Regions from separate parts of the Homo sapiens genome. Here region 1 is linked to region 2. A link is a loop called in an ENCODE intact Hi-C map of the cell type or tissue named here. Cell type or tissue: heart left ventricle. All regions are shown on one strand. Links, peaks and the distances in the headings refer to the core of each region. The heading gives the core; the rest is flanking DNA.

Region 1 (2,810 bases), core at 195-2,694, 90 kb before region 2:
AGAAGTGCAGCACCCCCAGCCCCAGTCATCCTGTTCACATTTGCACATGTGTTTCACTTCAGGGTATGTGTCACCTCCTCTCCATGAAGCCTTTCTGAGATGTCCCTCCTGGACTCAGAGGCTCCAATCTCAACATCCCCACTGCTCTTCGTACAGCACCTATTGGCTTTGTGTCACTGTCATTGCTGTTGAACTTTTCTCCTTCTTTAGACCAAGTACCACCAGAGGGCTTTGGATGTGCAGAGCCTACTATGTCAGACACATTGACTTACACATATGTGCTGAATGGAGGTAGGAATTCTTGTAGATTCAAAGGTTCAAGTATCTTAAATTGTAACTGGAAATGAGATACTGACAAAAGATGAACATTTTCTAAAACATTAACATCATTTTTTTTGTTTTTTGAGACGGAGTCTTGCTCTGTCACCCAGGCTGGAGTGCAGTGGTGTGATCTTGGCTCACTGCAACCTCTGCCTCACCAGTTCAAGCAATTCTCCTGCCTCAGCCTCCTGAGTAGCTGGGATTACTGGCATATGCATCATACCTGGCTAATTTTGGCTAATTTTTGTATTTTTAGTAGAGATGGGGTTTCACCATGTTGGCTAGGCTGGTCTCGAACTCCTGACCTCAGATAATCCAACCAAATTGGCCTCCCAGAATGCTGAGATTATAGGTGTGAGCCACTGTGGCCGGCCAACATCAACATCTTTAGAGACCATTTTCTGTTCATAGTTTATATTCACGTACAGTCTTCAATATTCTAATTTAATTTCTTTCCTTGAAGTCCTCACTGATTCCCAGGCAAAAGTCTTCTTTTTTTTTTTTTTTTGAGATGGAGTCTTACTCTGTCACCCAGGCTGAAGTGCAATGGCGTGATCTCGGCTCACTGCACCCTCTACTCCCCAGGTTCAAGTGATTCTCCTGCCTCAGCCTCCTGAGTAGCTGGGATTACAGAGGCATGCCACCACACCCAGCTAATTTTTATATTTTTAGTAAAGACAGGGTTTCACCATGTTCAAGTCAGGCTGGTCTTGAACTCCTGACCTCAGGATCCACCCACCTTGGCCTCCCAAAGGGCTGGGATTACAGGCATCAGCCACCCCACCTGGCCGGCAAAAGTCTTCTTAAATGTACAGCTGCTTTGGACAAGATCCCATCATCTTATACTTTTGTACTTGCAAGAGTGAGCTGTCTCTACCACTTTTAGTTTTTCATGTTGAAGGAAGTAGCATTTTGGAAGCATATACGTATATGCCATAAGAGGAACTAGAGTGCAGTATGTTCTCTTCCAAAATGCTATGCTAGCTGGCTTAATTGCCAGAATAATCTCTAAATACTATTGTCTTCATGTTCTAGTTCTCTTGAGAATCAACAGTAGCTCTCTACTTTGTTTCATATCACAATACAAACATCATCCTATTATTCAAGAATTAATATCATTCATATCTGGGCCTCCAATTTGGGTCAACATCTTTCATGTCCCAACTATACACACTGAGCATAGGATCACCATATACAGCAAACCCTCAATGAATTATTGCTGAAAGAATATTAAACACTAAAATATGTTCTTACTTAAAATTCAGAAGAAATACAGAAATATTATTGGAATATGACCTACTGATTGAATTGTTGTCATAACCGTATTTCTAATGCACTTCTATTCGATAGTGGAAAATTGAATAGGACAGTGATTATTGCAGTAGCTCAAGCTGCATTTGTAAAGGAAATGAGACCTGACTCATGTCTGTGCATGTATTGTTCAGTTTCCTTCCCCAGATTTTACCACTTTTCCCAGGTCAGTTTTCTCATTTTAAGCTCTGGCGTCACATTGATTTCTATCATATGCCATTTGCGTAGCTTGTGCAAGGCTCAAACTGATGTAAGGCTGGGTAGTGGGTGTGGCATTGAAACCTGAGTTCTGGTCTTCATCTTTAGGCTTTCTAAAGGGGGAGGGGGTAGACAGGGTAAAAGATGATGCTCTTAACATCGAGGGATAAAGAGAAGAAAAGAAACCATTTGTTTCTTTTTATGAAACAGTTTGAGATGAAAACATTTCCAGTAGCTGAGGCAGCAAGGAATGTAGCATAAAGAACAGAAATCTCATTAGACCTGATGAGGGCTTCTGGATTTTCATGGGGTCTGACTCAGTGTACTGGCCTGCATCAGTCAGATAAAGATAATACACTGAATTATCTGTTAGCTGGCTTAAGTTAATATCCATCATGAGGAATTGACTTTTCACAAGTTAATTCACTTAGGTTCTATTGGTTCATTATCGTGAAAGATGATCCTGTTTTACCTTTAGAGAAACCCAGTCCTTTACTAAGAAATATTCCTTGAAAATAGTGTTTCTCCTAGAAAGGTCAGTCTCATTCTCCAGCATCCAAGTGTAACACAATGCTATATATGACATAAAACTGCTTTTTGTCCTGGACACAGTTTTATCCTGTCTACTCTGTGTAAGGAGGGGTCAGCATGAGGCATGCTGTGGACCAGGAGCTCACTAGTCCCAGGTGTGGAGCCTGCCCTCTGAGGAAATGAAGAGCCCGTGCCTGCCTGACGGGCTTGCGTGTGCGCTATGTGAGTGCTGTGTGCATGCTGAACTGCACCCATTTCTTCATTCTTTTATAAAATATAATTTCTCTTTAGGAATTTAAAATATTATTTATGCCATGCTATTCCCTTAAACTTTCTCAAAGAATTAAGGGTATGATGATTGACCCTAATAGAAGTCATATCATTTAGACCTCCTTCATTTCCAGCCCTATGGTTAGTTGGCAGTCTTGGCATATTTGAGAGCTGGCGTT
Region 2 (2,810 bases), core at 139-2,638:
TTGCTAGTCACTGAATTCTGTCAATTTTACTGTGTAAATGACTTTCCACATTTACTCCCTCCTCAGTTCTTATGGTCATTGCCCCAGTTCAGGCTGGCACCTCTCACTTGACTCACTATGGTAGCTTTCTAAAGGTTCTTTCCAACATTTCCCTCTTCTTCACTCAATTCTTCCTCTAAAGCAATGCCAGAGAGATCTTACAAAGGCCACATCTGATTATGCCACTTCCCTTCTTTGATGGCTTTCCTTTGACCAAAAGGCAAGTTTAAGCTCCTTAGGGTAGCTGGTAGACTTTTTTAGCTTACCAGTCTTTCATAATGGAATTTTAGGCTGACTCCCAGCCCACCCCTCTCCATTCCCTAGGAATCACCAGGACTGCAGTCATGTATCTTCCCATGGGTCCCTCTGCCTGAAATGCTGTCCCCTGCCTTCTTCTATGACCATTAGTCATTCTTCAGGGTCAAGCTCAAAGGTCCCCATCTGATAACACACGTCCCTTGCTCTGTTGGCACAGTCACAGAATTAAGGCTAGGAAATACAATGCCTACATCAGAGATAATTTCTTTAAAGAACCAACAACTCAATGTTAACTCTACTATCATAATGTTTAGAAGACACAGCCCATTTCTTTCCCCTTCTGAAAGTCCTCCCATAATAATTTTCAACACATAGGAATGAGTGCTTGCTCATTGTGCCTACAGCTAGTTAATAGAAAATAGAAAAATGGAGTGCTTCCTGAGAAGCTTGCGATAATTATACATTTAACTTCTTAAATTTCAGAAACACCTTGGCAAAAGCATAGAGTGAAGCATTTCTCTAATGGCATGCATTTATAATCACAGCATTTAGCAGTTAAGAAAATATTAGAAATGCCTACTGAGAAAGCTGTAATCCCCTTCAATTTGTAACAAGATGTACCAGCAACAAAGGCTTTATTCTATCAAATTTATGTCTTTGCCTGTGCAGTAGTGCTACAAATTAGCTCTCTCTTTGGCATCTATGTGGCATTCTAGAACTGGAAAGTAATGAAGGTTAGTCAAAAGAATGACTCAATAGGCAACTTGGATTCTAACTCAAATTTTATCACTGTCGACTTAACTAGCTTTGGCCCAGGAATGGTGGATGAAGTCGATGAAGCATTTTAAAATCATAAAAGAAAGGAAATCTGTATGTAACTTCAGGGTTTGGTCATTATTGTTATAACAAGAAGAGGAAACTGCAGACCTAGGTTTACGTTAAGTAAACTGCAGTTTCCTCTGTCCATGCTGTGTGTCAGAACTGAGTTTCTATGAAGAGCAGATGACTGCTACTGTAAAGAAAGTGAGGACAGGAAAAACGAAAACACTGCACCACCTTCATGAACACTGTGAACTTAAGGGGTAAGCAAAGGTATAGGCACATCAAATGCCCAAGACATAAAAGATTGAAGTGAATTAGCAGGTGGTTTTTATTCCTAATAAATTACTGCAAAAACTGTAACCATCTAGTACCAAATAATTCATTTAGTGGAGGACTACATCAATATCAGCCTTGAGAGTTGAAAGATTCCACTGGTGTCATCCTGCAGAAGGGAGATGACAGAATGGCTTTGTTTATATTTATCACTAGAAAGAAAGATCCCTAATATTCCTTTCCTTATTTTAAGCTTCACAGGAAAGTCTACATAGAAAAAGTCATAATTCCAATGTTTATTTACACACCATCTTTCCTCTCAGAAACAAAAACGTTTCAGAGCTGTTAATGCACCCATGATATGACAGTCACGCAAGAAGTAAAAAATGTTAGTGTTCTGTTTTACAAGTGAAATGAAGGTTTAAAGGTGACAGAGCAGATAACCAGAGCAAAGCTGCAAATCTTCAATCACTAAATTTCTGCCTCATGTTAAAAGCCTTTACAATTATCAGCCCCAATGTAGATTTCTTTTTTTTTTAATTATACTTTAAGTTTTAGGGTACATGTGCACAATGTGCAGGTTTGTTACATATATATACATGTGCCATGTTGGTGTGCTGCACCCATTAACTCGTCATTTAACATTAGGTATATCTCCTAATGCTATCCCTACCCCCTCCTCTCACCCAGTGAGAACACAAGGACACAGGAAGTGTAGATTTCTATAGTTACAGATTTGAAGAGTATTATAATCTCATTGGCCGTGACTACTTATAATATTCTGGACTGAACTAAATATACAACAAAGACAACACAGAGGTATCTTTTTAATAAGTGCAAAGTTGTTTTGTCATAAGCCTTAATCATAAGCCTAAAGCTTATGATCTCTAACTTTGGTGAAGTGGTACCCTACTGTTCTACTGTTTGATTTTTGAAAGATCTTACCATACCTGAAGTTGTTACTGGTTTACTGGACCTAACTTGCAATCAGTTGTAAGATACAGCATTCATTTTAAGAACCATAAGGAAAGAAAAATGCTCACAATTAAACTATGACATGTTTTCATATCATCAATTGTTAAGACTATTGTGGGGGAAATGTGCATCTTGAAATCAATAAAATATGGCATATGAAAACTGTTGCTCATCTAATTAAAATGAATCAAAAGGAAAATTTTTGAAAAATTTAAGCTGCACACTAGGATACTCAAATATCCTAAGGACACAGCAGAGGTTAGGCGTCAGTCTATGATATAGTCAAACTTCAGGGTGCTTTTAACAACTTGAACAAGGTGCTAAAGTTTTCAATAGTTCCAAGCAAAGTGAAGGTTGCCTGAGACCTACATCCACACTTAAAGTCAATAGTCGCCTCTGAAATAGTTCAATCACAACGCTTTGAAACTGCCTAATTATTCTCT

Evidence for each region. Peaks named below come from ENCODE experiments on the same cell type or tissue, not always from the same donor. Only the 100,000 strongest peaks of a DNase experiment are listed, where the experiment ranks them.
Region 1: it touches region 2 in a loop (2.9-fold over the local background); 7 of 110 quality-filtered maps call a loop at or near these places.

The regions. Positions count from the first base shown.
Region 1 is chr7:22,126,228-22,129,037 of GRCh38, forward strand. The region is part of intron 24 of RAPGEF5 (Rap guanine nucleotide exchange factor 5); the gene reads right to left. Among named protein-coding and RNA genes, the nearest start is that of CDCA7L, 180 kb to the left of the region's middle. In heart left ventricle, for the core only: no CTCF peak of the experiment used is centred there; no DNase peak of the experiment used is centred there; H3K27ac peaks cover 1,996 bases.
Region 2 is chr7:22,216,048-22,218,857 of GRCh38, forward strand. All of the region lies in intron 9 of RAPGEF5 (Rap guanine nucleotide exchange factor 5), which reads right to left. Among named protein-coding and RNA genes, the nearest start is that of RAPGEF5, 140 kb to the right of the region's middle. In heart left ventricle, for the core only: no CTCF peak of the experiment used is centred there; no DNase peak of the experiment used is centred there; H3K4me3 peaks cover 2,500 bases; H3K27ac peaks cover 2,500 bases.